Linked DNA regions of Mus musculus: region 2 is linked to region 1. Evidence: chromatin loops called from intact Hi-C (ENCODE). Cell type or tissue: left cerebral cortex. All regions are shown on one strand. Links, peaks and the distances in the headings refer to the core of each region. The heading gives the core; the rest is flanking DNA. Region 1 has its middle 180 kb from the start of Gm24070. Region 2 overlaps Gm35240 (a long non-coding RNA gene).

Evidence for each region. Hi-C counts contacts between places; a loop is a spot of excess contacts. Peaks named below come from ENCODE experiments on the same cell type or tissue, not always from the same donor. Only the 100,000 strongest peaks of a DNase experiment are listed, where the experiment ranks them.
Region 2: a loop joins it to region 1, with 2.4 times the contacts of the local background. A loop is called at or near these places in 2 of 42 quality-filtered maps.

The regions. Positions count from the first base shown.
Region 1 is chr12:77,994,328-78,003,723 of GRCm38, reverse strand. No RefSeq gene overlaps it. Among named protein-coding and RNA genes, the nearest start is that of Gm24070, 180 kb to the right of the region's middle. In left cerebral cortex, for the core only: a CTCF peak has its summit at 4,957 (motif pointing left); DNase peaks (open chromatin) are centred at 3,112 and 5,584.
Region 2 is chr12:77,598,341-77,607,736 of GRCm38, reverse strand. The region is part of intron 2 of Gm35240 (a long non-coding RNA gene); the gene reads right to left. Among named protein-coding and RNA genes, the nearest start is that of Gm35240, 49 kb to the right of the region's middle. In left cerebral cortex, for the core only: no CTCF peak of the experiment used is centred there; DNase peaks (open chromatin) are centred at 2,774, 3,541 and 3,810; H3K27ac peaks cover 972 bases.

The DNA.
Region 1 (9,396 bases), core at 1,954-6,953:
TGTGAAGGTTGGAATTACATTGCCACAGACATTGTACTCTCAGAAGCCAACACAAAGTCCTGGAGTATGTCTTTCCTTTGTGATTATAAAGGGAACATAGTCCGTTGGCCAGAAGCACCCTACTCTCAAGTTTCTTACCTGTGAGATAGAAACTTTCTGTTATTTAAGCCATAATGAGGGACTCTAGCCAGTCCTGGCATGGCAAACATGGCTCTGGCAGGCCTTGCCTTTCTCCCTGATTGCCCCCTGCTTCCTCTGAAGCAAATAAATCTCCTTTGTGCTGAAAACTTGATCTTGGGAATCCTGAGCTGATGTTGTTTCCTACAATTAAGATTATGGTACTATGCTATAATTAAGATTATAGCAACCCTAGCAAACTAAACACCAAGAAACAGAGAGACTGGGTGCTCACACCTTGTAGCTTTCCCCTGCCTGCCTCAGCCTTAAGGATATATTTGTACTCATGGTTTGTTGGCCAGAAATAGTCACATGGTGTTGGGCTGTGTTCACAGAAGAGGAAAACTGAAGTCTGCATACATCCACGGCATCTACTCTGTTTCTCATTTTAGATGCTAGTGATTAAATCAGTTTGAAAAAATGTTTTCTATTTTCTGTTCCAAGAAGACAACTGAATGGTCTAAACTCGCTTTATCTGTATCTTACCAGTGTATTCCCTCCTAGGTTCTCTTGAAGACGAACCACGGGTGTGGGTCTGTTTATAGTTAGTCATATGTACTAAGCTATAGGCAAGGTGTGAATGCAATTAGAACATGGTGTTGTGTCTAAGCATGAGACCCTGCCAGGGACAGGGTCTTTTCTCTCGTCCAAGTTGTCCTGGACTCATCATTAACTCAGGCTATCCTCAAAACCATGGTGTTCCTCCTGCCTCAGGCAGTCTGGTGCTGAAATTTCAGGCAGGAACCACTACATCTCCTGCCCATGGAAACCGGACCAATTTTACCTAGTTTGTCTGAACTGTTGGTGAAGTCGGCCTTTTGAGATTCCTTGACAAGCCACTTATATGCATACATTATTCTTGAAAATATATAGTCCAAATTTCAAACAACAAGCTTAGAAAATAATTCTTTTACAAAACATTGCATTGGTGAATGAATGAATTTCTCTCTCCTTCTCTCTTCCCCCCTCTCTTTCTGTATGTGTGTGTATGTGTGTGTGTGTAAGACCATAATCATGCCTGTGCACATGAATGTATTTATAACCTTGAGTTATCCTCAACCTAGCAACAATATTTTAAAATTATTTGTATGCAGTATACTTTATTCATGTGCATATAATTTTAAAATAATATATCCACATTCTTTCAACTGAATCTGCCTTAGAGTATATATCATAATAACATAGCTATGATTGTGCTCAAAGTTATTCCTGAAGAACATGCTTGGTTGGTTTCACTCAGCCAAGTTTTTTTTTTTTTGAATATTTTTAAAAGTAAGGGAAAGAAATGAGACAAATTGTACTTTTCATGTACTGTGGCACAAACTAGAAAAATATAATTGGGCTTCAGGCCAAATTCTGAAGGCAATTGGAGCTGCTTATGTCAATTCGGCACACTCTATTCCTCAACTCCTGTTGACAGAAAGGAAAATTGGTAGTGATCTGCTTCTCCATGCTGGAGAGGCGGAGAGAATATCTGGGCTCCAGATCGCAGCAGATGGATGCATGCAACAGCTACTGATTTGTCATTTGTGGGGAGTAGGGAATCCTCCAGCTTGGAGGAGGCTTCGTGTGTCGGTTGCCTTGGGCCATCTGTTCCGTGGCTGAAGGCAGCGCCATACGCTCAGTAAATGTTTGTGGAATGAATAATGAATCTTTCCTAGAGAGCTTCCGTGCAAGTGAGCCTGCCTTTTCTTTATACCTGACTACCACGTGGTCCATTCTCTGGTCTCCACAGGAAGATATGCACTAAGCGGGATAAGACACTGCCTCAGGTTGACTTATTTGTCAAGTGTTTATTGAACTGTTAGGTGCTGGGGACTTTGATAAATCTCAGATATCTAGGTAACAATAACCTGACCCAGAAAAATAATGTGTTTGCCCTAATAGATCGGAAGATGTGTGAAAAGCCGTCTAAGAACGTAGAAGATGCCTTGAAGATTTTAGGACAGAGGTGGGAGAAGCGGGAACCTCAGCATCCTGTGTGCTTTAACTTTTGCACAGCCTAAGTTCTCTACATCAGACAGACTGTACCGGGCTTTAAGTAGTCAGGACTCCCAATGCTTCCTAGGCCACCACTCTCCTATACTCTGATAGAGTTGCAATCTACCTCTTGACTGGCATGTGCCTCTCAGCATAAAGGCGTACTTCAGCTTCTCACCAGAACAAAAGCACATCTTTAACCTGCTTATCTGCCTCAACGTTTTTTCCTTTATGTATCTTCCTCAGTCAACCGAGTCACGAGGACTTTAGTTTCCTCTGTCCCTCATGTCCCCTTGTCACACAGCACCATCACAGAGTCAGTCTTTTCTGTGCCACACCTGTCCCCAGAGAGGTCATTCAGTCTCTGGGTCCTTAACCTATTGTAAAATGTACATTATTAACGATTTGCTGGCATTTGACCCTACTGAGCAGGGTCCTTTCACTGTCTTTCTTGTGACCTCAAATGATCTTGAGTTTTTAGTTTGCTTTTAAGCTCTTTTCTCAAGTGCTTTTTTGGCCATTCTCTTTCTGTCCACTTTGTAAATGGTGTTTTCTGAGGCTTGGCTTTTGGCCACCTCTTCTTGTCACTCTACTGAGTTTACTCGGGTGACCAAATCTATTTTCATGTCCTTAGCTAACTCCATCCAAGCTGATAGCTCTCTCATTTTGTATTCCCAACCTAGGTTTTAAGCGACATACCTATGCCTACTGACTTTTTATTTTTCAGATACCTCCCTTTTCTTCATCCTTATGTCCATTAAATTATTACAAGTCAATGAATGATTTGCCTGGATTGTGGCAGCTTTCTCCTCTCTCTGTTTCCTGCTAGCAAGCTTGGCCAGTGTTAGACTTAATTGTCCTTTCCTACTAAAGTTCTCACACCCAGCGAAGCTAAGTCTAGAGATACCCACTAAGGAGATAACTACAGTTAAATGAAGTCATAAGGGTGGGGCCCTCTCCAGTGTGACTAATGCTCTTATAAGAAGTAGAGTCGATACCATAAGGGTGTGTACACAGAAGGAAGACCATATGGCCATGTGAGGAGACAAGGAAGATAAAGCAACCTACAGTCTAAGGAGAGAGTAGCTGTACTCCCTGTCACCTTTTTGAATTTGGAAGTAAAGCCACAGAACTGTGAAAAATAAATTTCTATCGTTTAAATTACTTAGTACTTGGTTATTTTGTTATAGTGGCATTAGCAGATTAATATACACACTTAATAGATTATTTCAAAAGCAGATTTGATCATGTTGCTATCCTGCTTATACTTTATGGTATAGAAGACTGCCTCTACTCCTAGTTCCTGCCCTTCTTTTTGTTCAATATTCTGACCTTACTAAATTACACAATTACACATTCATTCTGAATCTTTACAAATGGTCTTCCTTTTGCTGGACTATTTTTCCTCATCAGACCACTTACTTCCTTGACAACATCCATTTAAACTACAGTTAACTTTTATACATTTATTCACAAAGGTTTTGTGTGTGTGTGTGTGTGTGTGTGATTCCTCAAACTGCTGGGTACCATTCCTAAGTTCTTCTGGATTCCCACAGTCTCAGGCTGTGAACTCTTGGAAGAAGGTGGCTATGGTCTCATTTATCTTTCTATTTAAGTCTCGTATCTACCCATATATTGATTAAAACATGGTATTCAAAATTGATTTTTAGATGAATTAATAAAGATTAAACACTACTCTCAAGGATACAAAATAAAATTTGACAAATCATTGTATTGACACAGGTGGGAAGAAAAGTCAGGGAGAAGATTCTAGTTGAGCCCACCTTGTCTTATGATTGGATGGAGTCACACATACTTTGTAAACTAAGAACAATATAGTCATTACTATCATTGTAATCACAACAACATTTTTTTGTTAACTGTGCCTACTTATACCATAGGTCTGAAGTCTGCTGTAGATCACGAATTGTAAAACATTTAGTTTGATGCATCACAGCCACTGTATAAGGAATAATTATTCTTTTTGCTGCCTCAAAAATGGGAGAAATGATGACTTGGAGAAATTACTTGCCTGGATATTACCTGCTCGGGCTAAAAATTAAACTTAGCTAATAGTCTGCTTGCTCAGTCTTCTATCTGGTCTGGTCTGGCTATGGCTATATGAATATTTTAGCCTACAAACCTTGAGAAGAAACAACTTGTAATAGTTCCGAGCTGAGGTCTACATCTCTACTGTCTCCTCTCTGTTGAGATGACTTCTGAAGCTTCAGCATGACACAGCAGAGTATTGATCAGTCTGGGCCTCTGAGCGACTAAAGAGGAGCAGAACACCTGCTGGTCTATAGTTAAGACGTTGAGTGAGAAAATCTTGAAGCTTTAGAGAAACTAGGATTTGGGGTTGTTGTCACTTCTGCAAGTTCAAATCTATCTTAACTATACAGCACCTCCACCTTGCCTTCCATGGAGCAGCTTGGGGTCCCTGGCAGCAAAGGGGAGACTGCTATGGTTTAGAAATTTCCCCTAAAAGTTTATGTGGCAGAAACTTAATCTCCTGATTCATGTTTTTGGAGGTGAGGCCTTGGGAAGTAATTAGGACTAGATGAAGTTATGAGGGTGGGGGCCTCAAGATATAAAAAGAGAAACCCAAGGTTACATGCTTCTATGGCCTTGTCATGTGATACAACACAGTAAGAACTCCCCCTATGGGCTGGAGAGATGGCTCAGTGGATAAGAGCACTGGCTGCTCTTCCAGAGGTCCTGAGTTCAATTCCCAGCAGCCACATGGTGGCTTACAACCATCTGTAATGGGATCTGGTGCCCTCTTCTGGTGTATCTGAAGATGACAGTATACCCACCTACATAAAATAAATAAATAAATCTTAAAAACAAAACAAAAACACTCCATATTAGATGTAGCCCCTTATCTTGGACTTCTCAGTTTCCAAAGCTTTAAGAAATAAATCCTTTTATCTATAGGCCTTAGATATTCTATTGCAGTAATACAAAATAATGTAAGAAATTTAGAACTTTTTGCTAGATAGTCTCTATCAATATAGAACATCATATCCAATTGTAAACCAGATTTTATTGGGTTACTAAGTATATAGTGAGGATGGTTCATTTCCTTGAAGGCTTTAAATACTTAAATTACAGAGACGAGAAGAATGAACCTGTAATCAACAAAAATATCTACAAATACATGCCGCAATTATTTGAATGCATTGTGGAGGTGGTAGTCATTGAATAGCATTAATCAGTGATGAACAGTGTAGACCTTGAGTTGTCATTTCCACATCTTGAGAGGTTTATCAACCTTTGCACTAAGAGCATTTGGGGCTGGATATGTCTCTATGATTTGGGTTATCTTGTGCACTGTAGATGTTTCAGATGCTGTTGGCACTCTTGGGTTCTGTTTCTTAGTCACCATTCCATTCTCGTGCAAAACCCAAAATATCTCCAGACATTACTTTCAGCTTCCTGGGGGTAAAAATCACCCTACTTCACCAGTCTGCTGAGTGAAACTGTGATGATGGTTTCTAGTTTGTATTCCTACTGGAAGCTAGACAAGTTTCATTTTCTAAAAATGGTAAGTGCTTTCCTAACAGGCTTTAAAAGCTTCAGGAATATCAAGCTACAAATGTCTCCTACAAATAAATCCCTGCAGAACACTATTGTGGATTTCATGTTGTTAGATAAAATCAGAGAGACTTTGTCTTCCCTTTGGATGGGCACCATCCTTGGGAGGTAGTTACACATCATCAGAGAAAGGATCTGAGGATAAACTTGAAGAAGGGGGAATAAAGCATCAAGACTCTTGCATGAAAAGGCAGCAGAGTCAAAGAGACAGAGGTGACAGCATGAAGGAAGAGGAATTTGAGGACAGTGGTGCTGAAGCTAACTAAGCTCAGGAAGAAAGCCTGTATGTTCTCCTGAGGAGGAAAGAGGGTTGAGAAAGGATTTCAAGATGTATGGGGTAAATAATGCAGAGCCTGGTGGGATGCATGCATGGAGGGATGCTGAGAACACAAGGCTCTGAGTGAGTGGATTAAGACAATCCTCAAGGTCTGGCATGAGTCTCATCTCACTGCCCTTCTCCTCACACTTGGGGCTCAGCTCTCTTGGCCATCTTCCCTGCTATTGGGATTCCCTGTGGTTCTTTCTCTCTTCCAAATGCTGATCCACCTGCATGGAGCAGGTATCCCTATCCTGCTCCAGTTAAAGTAACTGTCTCTGCCTAGTTAATTGTTACTCATGCTTCAGAACTCAGCCCAATCTGTTACTTCATCTGGGGTACTTCATGGCATCCTGCCCTTCATAGCACATTTCCTAACATATATTTGGATATTGTTTGGGGGATTGTTTTACTATTGACTATTTACCTCCAAAATTTACAATTCTAATGATGGTAGAAATCGTATCAGTTGTTATCATAGTCTCTGTGATGGTTTATATATGCTTGGCCCAAGGAGTGGCACTGTTAGGAGGTGTAGCCTTGGAGTAGGTGTGTCACTGTAGGCATTGGCTTTAAGACCCTCATCCTAGCTGCCTGGAAGTCAGTCTTCTGATAACTGCCTTTAGAATAAGAGGAACTCTCAGCTCCTCCAGCCCCATGTCTACCTCAATACTGCCACACTTCCTGCCTTGATGATAATGGACTGGACCTCTAAACCTGTAAGCCAGCCCCAATTAAATGTTGTCTTTATAAGAGTTGCCTTGTCATGGTGTCTGTTCAAAGCAGTAAACCCTAACTAAGACAGTCTCCAAAGGACTAATACTTTAGAGTTGAAATGTAATATGCAGTCAGTAGATATTTTGACTGGCTACATAAAGGTCTGGATTGTCCTACTTTGTAATTGTTTTTAGGTGAAATCAAGATTCAGAATAGTAGGGAAATGATAGGAGAAATGAAGAATTAAAAATTTACAAGAAAGCTTATCTTGTAATTTGTATCTTTGTTATTGAAAAGGACTTGTTCTTCTTGGCCAACTCTTAGGCCACTTAAAAAAAAAAAAAGCAATTCCTTGCTTGAATAATCAAAGTTATCTGAAGATGTGACAGTGATTAAGTTTTAGGAATGTTTGTGCCAACCCCCAGGGTTCGGTTGCATTTAGAGTTGAATGGGACAGTAATTCCTTGCTTGTAGGAGTTGAACGTTTGGAGGGCAGAAAGGAGTTTCTGCTTCCAGGGTTTTCCTTCAGACTTGAGTCAATGGTACAGGAAAAAAAAATCTCAGAACTCCTTAGACAGAGAATGCTGGGTGTCTTGAACATTTGGTCTTTGTCTTGAAAAACCGTGGATGGGACATGTTTAGGGTGAGCTATGGCATGATTAATCATTTCCCAGGAGTGGCTTGTGGGAAGAGTGGCTTTGGCACCACAACCCTGATGAATTTTAGTGGAGGTCTGGGCTCAGCAGCAGGTTGAAATCCCTGGTCACTGCATCCCCTGGCCATACATTTCCATGGCTTCCTCAGTTCATGTGTTCATTCAGAAGTTGGTTTGGAAAACACCCATCCTCTGTACAACAGATGGGAAAGATTTCAAGATTCTAAGGAAACAGTTGGTAGGACAGATACCAACCCTAATTGCTATAATTTCTTTACAGAGCACAGGCTGTCTTCTATGTTGGTGAAATTGTAGAAGAGACAGCATTTGTAGAATGAGGTGAATTTGCTCTTCTACCAATGTGAGCAAGTTTTATAGGCCCCCAAAAGTATGAGTTCAGTTTATGGATCTAACTTTAGAAATTGGAAAGACACCAGGAAATGAAGAGTATAGTATGCCTATGATTATCTCCTATCCCTTCCTGGTCCTTCTCCTGCCTTGTGCTGTCATGTGCTGTCATGTGCTGTCATGTGCTGTCATGTGCTGTCATGACTGAAGCTTTTTCTCTTGGATTAAGAGTGTTGCCACGAGGAATTGCTCTTTCTGCCTCCATTCTACCTCTTGGTAGTTAGAAATCTATAAAAGTAATGTGTTGGACTTATGGATACTCATTTTGTTCTGCCAGTTTGGTATATTTGGCATCAGATTTTGAAGAAAGAAGGCAGATGCCATTCTCCTATGACTGTTGCTGGTAAGCTGGGCCATGAATGGCATGTGAATGTGGAAAAGATAGTATGATGACACCAAGATCCCGGTCTAGCCGCTAGCTGTGTGGGCATAAAAGCAAGCTGTAGTCTCATTGCTACAGCGCCAGCTTTCTGACACAGCTGCAACTAGATATACAATAAAAATTTTGAATACATAAATATGTGAGTGAACAAATGAGTCAAGGAACAACAATCTCCCTTTTTAAGGGACTCATGTTGGGGTGACTTTGATGTCACACACACATACATGCATAAAGATATACACCATACCCCCCCCCCAATGGAATCTTTTAATTCTTCTAAAAGAAAAAAAATTGTTTTTAGTAATCTGTTTATTCAGTCATTCATACATTACTTACTAGTCCATTTATCCAATGGGTGTTTAGTTTTTCATTTAGTTATTACACACTGGTCATCTTCCAGGCACTGTGTGGGGTACTGAGAATTTTCTGGTGAATTTTGTGGTGGTTCAAATAGGAATGTCCCCCGTATAAACTCTATAGGGAATGGCACAATTCGGAGTTGTTGGAGTAGGTGTGACCTTGTTGGAGGAAGTGTGTCACTGTGTGTGTGGGGGGGGGGGGGTGAGGGTGGGGGGTGGGGGCTGGCTTTGAGATCTCCTAAGCTATGCTCGGTGTGGCACAGTCTCCTTCTGCTGCTTGTAGATCAAGATGTAGAACTCTCAGCTCCATCTGCAGAACCTTGTCTGTTTGCATGGCATTCTCACCATGATGGTAATGAACTGAATCTCTGAAACTGGAAGCCAGCCCCAATTAAATATGTGTCTTTACAAGAGTCGCCTTGGTTATGGTGTCTGCAGTAGTGGTGGCGGCGGCAGCAGCAACAGCACAGAATTAGTAACTCTTAAAAGGAATGCATAACTTGAGGAAAGAGGAACGTTAACATCTATCGGCACCCAAGGCAGATCAGGTGTTGTGCTGTGGATTTTCATATTTTATCATATTTAGTCGTCACATCAGTCCAGGAAAGCATACTGTACAAAGTAAAACTGGAGATAAGTGTCTTGCCCAAAGGTTTCAATCAGGATCTGCTTGGCTTCCAAACTCTGTGTTATCAGGAAGCACAGCTAAGTAAGGGAGAGAGTGCTTTGCGGTTGCCACGCCCCCTGAGCACTGGCAGGAAGGACTTGGCACCTCACGCCATGCTGTAGGTTCTCAGTGACGCTG
Region 2 (9,396 bases), core at 1,443-6,442, 400 kb after region 1:
GAGTTCAAGGCTATCCTGGGCTACATGAGGCCCCACCTCCACAAAGAAAAATAAAAAAGAAAACTCTTTTAGGGTCTATAGTGGGGCTGGTACGATGTAATGACAATCTAACTAGATTGAAATCATAAAGTTAAAGGGAAGATTGCAAAAGAAATCAAAAGTGAAGGCTTTATGGGTCCACATCTCAGTGGCCCTGAGCCAAGCAGGCTTTACATCTGCCTGCGTTCTTGACACACAGAGTCTGAGTCCTCCTCCTCCAAGGCACCCCAGTGAATAAATGGGCAGATGAAGGAGTAGAGATGGAGCTAAGCCAAAAACTCGAACCTGGGTCTGGAACTCTGCCCTTAAAAAAAATAGTTTGCCAGCAAATGGAATAAAATATGTGAAGAGCTTTGTGGGGGTGGGGAAAACATCTGCCCACAATGTACACAAAATCCTGAAATTCAGATCAGCAAAAACAGCTAAAGGAAGACACCAGCCATGGGCCTTACTGATCTGTGTTGTCTCTCTCTGCTCTAATGTTTTCTTCTAGAGCAGCGCTTCTCAACCTTCCTAATGCTTCAACCCTTTAATACAGTTCCTCACGTTGTGGTGACCTCCAACCACAGATGATTTTCGTTGCTACTTTACAGCTGTGCTACTGTTATGGATCATAATGTAAATATTTTTGGAAGTGGAATTTTGCCAAAGGGGTTGAGACCCACAGGTTTCGAGCCACGGCTCTAGAGACCTTTGTCTTCCATCACCTTGGGTTCCAGAAGTTACAAGACTGACAGATAAATATCTCCAAAAGGAACTATGGTGGTTTGAATGAGATATAACCCCCAAGGCTCATACGTTTGAATCCTTGGTCCCTAGTTAGTAGAACTATTTTGGGTAGGATTAAGTGTGGCCTTGTTGGAGGAGGTGTATCACTAAGAGCAGGCTTTGAGGTTTCAAAGCTCATGCTGGCTCAGTCTTTCCCTGACCACCCATCCCCCCAACCTCTGCCTATGGATAAAATGTAAGTTCTTGGCTACTGCTTCAGCACCGTGCCTGCCTGTCTGCTACCGTGCTTCCTGTCATTATGATCATGAACGCACCCCAGAAACTGCAAGCAAGCCTCCAGTTAAATGCTTTCATTTATAAGTTGCCTTGGTCATGGTGTCTCTTCACAGCAACAGAAAAATAATTAAGACAGGGATCAATACTATCCCCAAGCAACAGGCATCCTTGAGGACTAGAGCCCTGGGACAATTATCCACATTGTAGAATAAACTAAGACAATAGTCAGCCACAGAAAACTTGACCAGCCCGGCGGGTACTCAAACTTCTCGCCCCTTGTCCAATCGTTCCTCTATTTAAACCTCATGTCAGTGCCTGAAGGACTTGCGGTCACTGAACCCTATCATCTGTTTCTCTTTCCAATGTCACCATGTTACTTAAATCCCCTTTCTCCACCTTGTACCGTTCAATTGGTATCTGAGGAGAGGTGGCCACACTGCTATGTTGGGATTCCTGGAGTCAGGACTTTTGACTTAAACTCTGGAAACACAGCCATTGTGTCTTCAGATACTTTCATGGGTCCCTCTGGTACATGCTGACTTCCCAAGGGGGACAGACTAGACTAGAGTGGAACAGAATAGACAGCAGCCTGGGTCATAATGCACTTGTGAGTGAGCTGGTTTAAACCTGCACTGTCACAGTTACACTGGCCTTCTCCTACTCAACAGATGCCTTTTATAAGACTTTATGGTAGAGACACACCATGGTAACATATGACTGCAATCCTGGCATTCTGGAGGTTGAGGAGAGAGGACTGAGAGTTCAGGCCCAGCCTACGCTACAGACGGAGATCCCCCTAGCTTAAAACGAAATAAACAAATAGAGCTTGTGATTATATTAAGGATGTTTTGTTTTGTTTTGTTCTGTTTTGTTTTGTTTTGCTTTGCTTTGCTTTGTTTTGTTTTTCAAGACAGGGTTTCTCTGTGTAGCCCTGGCTGTCCTGGAATTCACTCTGTAGACCAGGCTGGCCTCGAACTCAGAAATCCACCTGCCTCTACCTCACAAGTGCTGGGATTAAAGGCTTATGCCTGCCCGGCTTAAGGTTTCTGTTTTGTTTTGTTTTGTTTTGTTTTGTTTTGTTTTTTACCATTACTGTGACAAAATTCCCTACAGAGTCAACATAAAAGAAGGACTATTAATTATGGCTCACAGTTTCAGCGGGTGCCTACCGTCACAGCAGGCGAAGCGTGAGAGGGTGTGGCTCTGTGGAAGCAGGAGTGTGTGGAAGCAGGAGTGTGGCAGCAGGGGTGTGTGGAAGCAAAGGTGTGTGGAAGCAAAGGTGTGTGGAAGCAGGGGTGTGTGGAAGCAGGGGTGTGTGGAAGCAGGGATGTGTGGCAGAGCTATTCAGACAGAAGCTGGAGCAGGAAACACCACAGACTAGAACAAAAACCAGAGAGAGTCTACCTCCCAGGGGCTACCCGCAGTGACCTACCTCCTTCTAAAAGTTGGGAAGTGGGCCCCACATCTTAGAAGTTCTATAGTCTCCCCAAATAATACCACTAGCTAAACAGTGAGGTAAAAAACAAACAAATCTGTAACAGACACCTCAGATTCAAAGTGTAGCAGTGACCATCCAGGTAAACTTGGAAGAGAGTAGGGATGGGGTGGAAACACACTGTTCAGGCATGAACAACAAAAGTCTAATTTTAATCACGGTATCTGATGAGGCCTTCCAGACACACCCCATACCCACGCCTGCCTTTATGGCTTGGTCCTGGAAAGGTACTCCTGACAGCTGCTGTGTAGGAGAGAGAAGCAATAGCAGCCTTGGCTTTGTGTGTCATTAAGGAGGCACTGGGCTCCAGCCCAGGGCTGTCACTTCTAGCAGAGTTGATCTCATGCAACGTCTCTGAGCCTCAGTTTCTTCATCTATGTATTAAAGCTAATAAGGTTCCATAAGGTTGTTGTAAGGAGTAAATGGGGTAGGTGTTAATAAACAGAGATTAAAATCACCCACACAGCGGAATGAGAAAGTGTAAAAACCCTGGCCTGGTACTGGCACAAAGAAGCCCTTAAATGGCGGCTGGGTTGGTTCAAGGGAGAGCAATAAGTCACCCCAACAGTCTCTTCCATGAGCTGAGCTAATTAGATAAGGAGGAGATACTAACTCAGAAGCACCCACTTACAACCAACCAAATGGACACCTTAACATTTTACCTAGAGTCAACAGGGAGAAGATGCGTCACTCTGAGGCTGTTTCTGGCAGGAGAGCAGAGTTGGCATTCCATTTCAGATACTTGCAGACAAGGGAGTCAGGTTCAGCCTACTAATGGTTCCTAGAAACTTCCCTCCAGCATCTGACACAGGCCAGCAGAAACCCCCTACAGCCACATACATATAAACCTGGCATCTCACACCACCCGGTGCTCACGTCTTAGGAAGTCTCCACAGAACAGAGAAGGGTGGATTCCTGAATGAGCAATTTCTCTTCTCACACGCAAGCCATGCCTACAGACGTTCTATTTTCATCGGTAATCCTATAAATGTCACGGTAACATTTGAAACACGTCCTCAGGTTTTCTCTCCTCGTATGCTGCTCCTCAGGACAGGTGGCGAGTCTTGGGGGAAGCTGTAAACCACACTTGGGGAGTCCCGGCCTCCTCTGCTAACCAGATTAGGTCTGGCTCCTTCTGTCCTATCAGTTCGAGCTTTCTGTTCAGTGTTGGATGATCAAAACTTCAAGTCTTGATAGAACCACTCATGAGCATGTGTGCTCTCACGTGCTAGCACACATGCTATGCCTGCACACACATGCTCATACACTCACACCTACCCACAGTCTGAGCAGGTGACTCCTGGGTGCCATTTCCTACTTTGTACAAAGGACCCATCATCTGGAGAGTGCATCTGAACCACATATTCAAAAAGCTCGCCCACTCACATCTGTATATGCCTCCTTTCTTCCTGCCCTTCTATTATGGGACAGACATTCAATGTGGAGTATGCTAAGGAGACTTTCTTCACCTATTTCTTCCTCAGGAATCTTTGCTCGCAATGATCCTTCTGTCCGTGCACCCTCTATACCCACGCTGTTTTTTCCCAATGACTTCTCAGCTAAACACAACACAAAGCAAACTGCTCCCGTTCATCACATGCCTTTCTCCATGCAACACCCACCTGTCTTCTCCCTTAGGCACCATCTTCTCAGCAGCCTCACCTGAGCCCCCTTGGCTACATTTCTCACCTTGGACCTGGATCTCAGCCCACTCCAGCCTGGCTATTTGCCCCATGGAAACAACCCCACAGTGGCTGAGTCTTCTCCGAGGTGCTTTATCCAGTGGAGAGCTTCCAACCACCTCCCAGGTAGATTGTTGGTAGCATATCATTCTTTAAAAACCTCCAGAGTTTCTCCCCTGTGACTGATCTCAACCTTGCCCCTAAAGTGGCCCTGGCCTGGTGCTCCCAGCTCAGGAGTGGCGTTGTTATCTAACAAGTGACAATGATAAGAATTTTTCTGATGCTATCCACAGTCTTTCTTTTGTACCCCATCTAACCCGCCAAGTACTACTGTGTATTTTGTTTATAAATATTTTTCTATGATACCTAATACTTGTTAAAACAACAACAACAACAAAAACCATCTATAACTGGAAAGACAGAAACAGGAGGACCCCTAGAGGTTGATAGGCACCCATCTAGTTTATTTGGAGACCTCCAGGTTCAGTGAGAGACCCTGTCTAAAAAAGGAGTCCATATATATATATATATATATATATACACACATACACACACATATATATGTATAGATATACATATATATGTGTGTGTGTATATGTGTATATATGTGTGTGTATGTGTGTATGTATGTATATGTATGTGTATATATATATGTATATGTGTGTGTGTGTATGAGGTTAGAGAAGAGAAAAGGAAGGAAGGAGGACAGGAAGGAGGGAGGAAGGATGGAAGAAGGAGCACAGGAAGGAAGGGAGGGAGGGAAGAAAGGAAGGAAGAAAAGACTATCAAGATCCACATCCTTGCAGTCTGACCCCTAAAGGGCCACCATAATGTCCAATTCCAGGGGCCACCTCACTCTGTGTAGAGGCTCCACTGGAAGTTGTGCAAGGTTATTGGTCAGGATACCAGTCAGAAATGGCCAGACCATTCCAAGCGGATGAGTGAAGGAAGTTGAGTGAAGGGCGTAGTTACAGGGTAAGGGGCAGAGGTAAAGCTAAGAGACAGGGCTTATGAAGCACCCAGGGCTGCAAACTGCTGCCACCCTTTGGTCTGCAGAGGCAAAAGGGGGAGGGAGCTGTGACTGAAGGAGGTCTCCTGACAGCACAAGCTGCTAGGCCGCAGTACAGCAAGGGACCTCTGCCTCTGTCTGTCTTTACCCACAGATCTCTCATTAACCTAACAGTGAGAGGGTGAGAGAATCCAGGCTGCTGTGTGAGGGTTAGGGTCAGCTGAAGAAGAGGCAGAAATAGCTGGCTGGCAGGCAAAGAGGGGATTTCTCCCTTCTGCCTTCTGCCCTGCCCACTCATCTGGCTCTCTTTGATACACGCTGCTTGACATAGTACCCTTTCCTTCCAGGTTCTCCTCCCAAGAGGAATTATATTTCCTTCTGATAGCATTTGTTTAATATCAAATTATTGTTAAATAATATTAATTATCTGGCTATATACTTGTTCATTTCAAATGATGGGCCTGACTCAGGTCAGAGGCAGGGTGCCATTGGATTCCCGATACCTGGCATGAAGGAACTCTACATCAGTGTTATTCAATGAGTAGCTTTCACCACATACCACCAATGATGTCACCATGTCACAGCCCAGATGTGTGGAGACTGAGGGAGAACAGAGTGATGTCAAGCCCAAAGAAGTGTTCTCATGAGAGAATCTCAGAGACACCCAGGTCCTCTGTTCAGTCCAGAGTCTGCTCAAAATGTGGCTTTTCTTCTGCTCCATTGATAGCAGTGATGAGAGATTCTGATTGGACAAAGGGCCAGAGCAAGGAGTGGGGACACAGAACCACAAAGCCAAACCATCCATGTCCTGCCTGGCTCTGACATTTTGCTGTGTGACTTTGAGTAGCTGCAAGTCCCTGGTCCCAGATTCTTGTCTGTCCAGAAGGAATCACGACTAACTTCTGAGCTATGGTGGCTGGGAAATGTTTTGATGGCGTGTGTTGCATGGTAGGTATTTATAACACTGCAAGACTGTTGGCTCCCAGTTTCAATGAGCACTAACCATCTAACCATTTAACCAATAGAACCATTTGCCAAGCTTTGCTATGGAATGCACTCACTGTGGAAATAAAATACACCCCACTGGCACCCCTGAGCCACTTGGGACCTCGTCCACCAAGGAAGGGGTGACTGTTCCCAGCAGTAAGGGGACATTCTAAGTCTCTTGTTATGTCTCACCACACCTCCTTTCTGAGCCCAAGAGATGTGCCCAAAGGCCACGGAAACAATTTCCCTTCTACTTCTATAAGCTCGTGTACAGACACACTACATCAGCCCCCTCCCCATAGGTCACATGCTCGTGGTGAATACAGTAATGGAGCTGTCTGCCTTTGCCAGGGATGCTTTCTGCACTTGGAGCTACACTTCATCCCATTGACGGCTTCCTTCATCCCTTCAATCCTTACCTAGCACCCACACAGTCTAAAGTTCTTTTCTTCTTTTGAATCTTTCTTTTCTTCCTTGTGGTGGATCATTTATGGGGATTTTTAATATCTTCCTCAGTCATCGCTGCTTTCCTTGCCTCTCCAAACAGATGTTTGGTGGCATTAACTCTGTAACTTCATCTTTGAAAAAAAAATCTAATCTTTGTATTCTAGTCTTTGCCTTCCCTACCTATTTTAAAAAAGAGGCGTGTCAGAACAGAAGTTGCTCCTGCTTTGGGTAGACTATGCCCTGGTGGTGCATCTGTTGCTGATGCTGGACTATGCACTGGTGGTGCATCTGTTGCTGATGCTGGAGTGCTTTTCCTTGGAGTTAAACCCAATCGGGATATTAGGCCTTGAAGATTTCAGTCGTTATCTGTAATGTCATGGTTCTTGGGGCAGTTTGCACAATAATGATGTGTATGGATATTTCCTAGTAGGTCATACACACACACACACATACACAGAGTAATGAAAGTGAGAGAGAGAGAGAGAGAGCTTGACATTTATGTCTTAAATAAGGTATGTAAAGAGACAAATGCCACCTAACAAAGACAAACATTTACCAAACCTAAACATCCCTGAATGTCAGCCCAAGGATCTCGAAGATTCTGATCCAAAGTCAACCACTGTTCAATAGAGATGTTAGCCCCAGAGCTGGGGTTTAAGGACATTCTTCAATCCTAACCGCAAACAACATTTGTCCCATTGCCTTACATGCAACTGGATAGTTGACTTTTATTTCCTGGATTCTCTGCAGACTCCTATTTTTTAGGGCAAGTACGGTGAGACCTTTCTGTGGTGTCACATGTCAGTTAGACAGATGATAAAAGCAGAGTCCTATGAAGATCTGCTCGTCCTCATCCAGAAAGAAAACAAGGCCGCAGCCACCCACGGAAATGGCACTGCTGCTCACAGGCCACGAGATGGGAACTGGGGTTAAAGAACCCTCAAGGAGCCTGGGGAGACATCCCAGTGGGTAAATTGATTGTTATGCACCCGGGTTCCCTAGCGTTAGGTGTATGCTGAAAACGATTGTCCAAACTACATATACCCAGTCTTCTGGATAGAGGAAAGATGGTGAATGCTTTTAACCTAAACTCATTTTTTTGGGTCCCCAAGCTTTTACTATGACATAAAGCCATGAGTCTCCTGTTCTTTGTACAATGTAGATTTCAATACAGATTGCAAACAGTGGTAATGCTAACATATTTAAAATTGTGGCCTCTTTTTATAAACCAAAAGAAAAAATTTGGGGCCTAAAGGTTTCAAATGTACACCACGGTTAAAATTTTCCTTTGAATTATCTAATTCCACCTTCTCTCCCTAGTCTATCTGTCCCAACAGATTTTAAATGAACTACAGACTGCTCCAGCGCCAGCTCCAGGCATTCCCTTAGAAGCTGAGTCCTGGACAGCTTCAAAGCATCTAGTCCCAGGTGGTCCAGCCTCACAAACTGCTCCATAACAACCTGTACTCCCTGGTCCCAGATGGCCCCACAGCCAGTGAAACAGCCTGCTCTTCCTGGAGCTTGGCCAGCATTACAGCTTTTCCACACCCCATCCCAACAAGGATGTCCCTGTGTCAGCAGGAAGTAATCATAGAGACGATTACACATTGCTTCTTATCTGTTTATTATTAACAAAAGACTGGGATGCTAGGTTTCAGATCTGAAACAAATGCCTGAGATGCCTATTTAACTAACAAAGTGGACCCTGGTCACTAGATTTTTCCCAACATCCCTAAGTCCTTACCTGTTACAGGGCCTTCCTGGCTGGCATACCCCACCTCACCCCCACCCTAAACACTCAGCCCCAGGAGGCTGGACTGCTCTTCCCTATACAATCTGTTTCAATTGTTTGTTCTTTTTGTACCTGTAGGCATCATGGCTGCTGTACCTGGTTCCCCTCTCTCCCTTTTCCCTCCCCTGTTTCCTCATACAATCCAGCTCAATCCAGTCAAGTCTACTCTGGGCTCTCCTAGATGTCCCTCCCTCTAATTACACTCTCCATTTTATCTACAATGAACCATCTCCTCCACCATAGCCAGGAGCAGTCATGTTTTCCTTTTCTTCTTTTTATTTATTTATTTTTCATTAACCTAGCACTCATGTAAAAGAAAAAAGAAAAAAAAAACATTGTGTAACCTCCAGAGGGTAGACAGACAAATCCCTGGGACTTGCTGGCTAGCCAGTCTAGCAGAAGTGGCGAGTTTCAGGTTCAGTAAGAAACCCTGACTCAATAAGTAAGGTAGAGAAGTACCAGTGTCTACTTCCATTCTTTGTATGCTCATGCAATGGCAAATAGCCCATGTATATACTCAGATATACACTTTGTGTATATGTGCATGTCACGCCCGTGCACATGCACCCAGGGCACTTTCTCGGCCGATTCATCTACAAACCATACAGGAAACATGTGGGGCATCACCCCTAACAAGTTTGGCAGAGGTGCTGTAACTGGTTGAGAAGGCATGCTTACTTCAGCATCACTCCTTTTTTCGCTTAAGTTTCTGACTAACAGGCTCCTGGAGTGACGGTGTTTAATTGACACTGGCCAGAGAGGCGTTTGCCAAGTTTGATGCTCTGCCTTTTACATGCTGCAGTAGGCCACACTCGGGAACAGCTCTTCATCCGTCTGCCCCTGACCTTCCTGGCCAGCCTTCTTTTCCTGGGGAACAGTGTGCATCTGAGTGAACCTCCCAGCTTCTAGGGCTTTCTGGTTTGATTATCTTGAGTGAGCT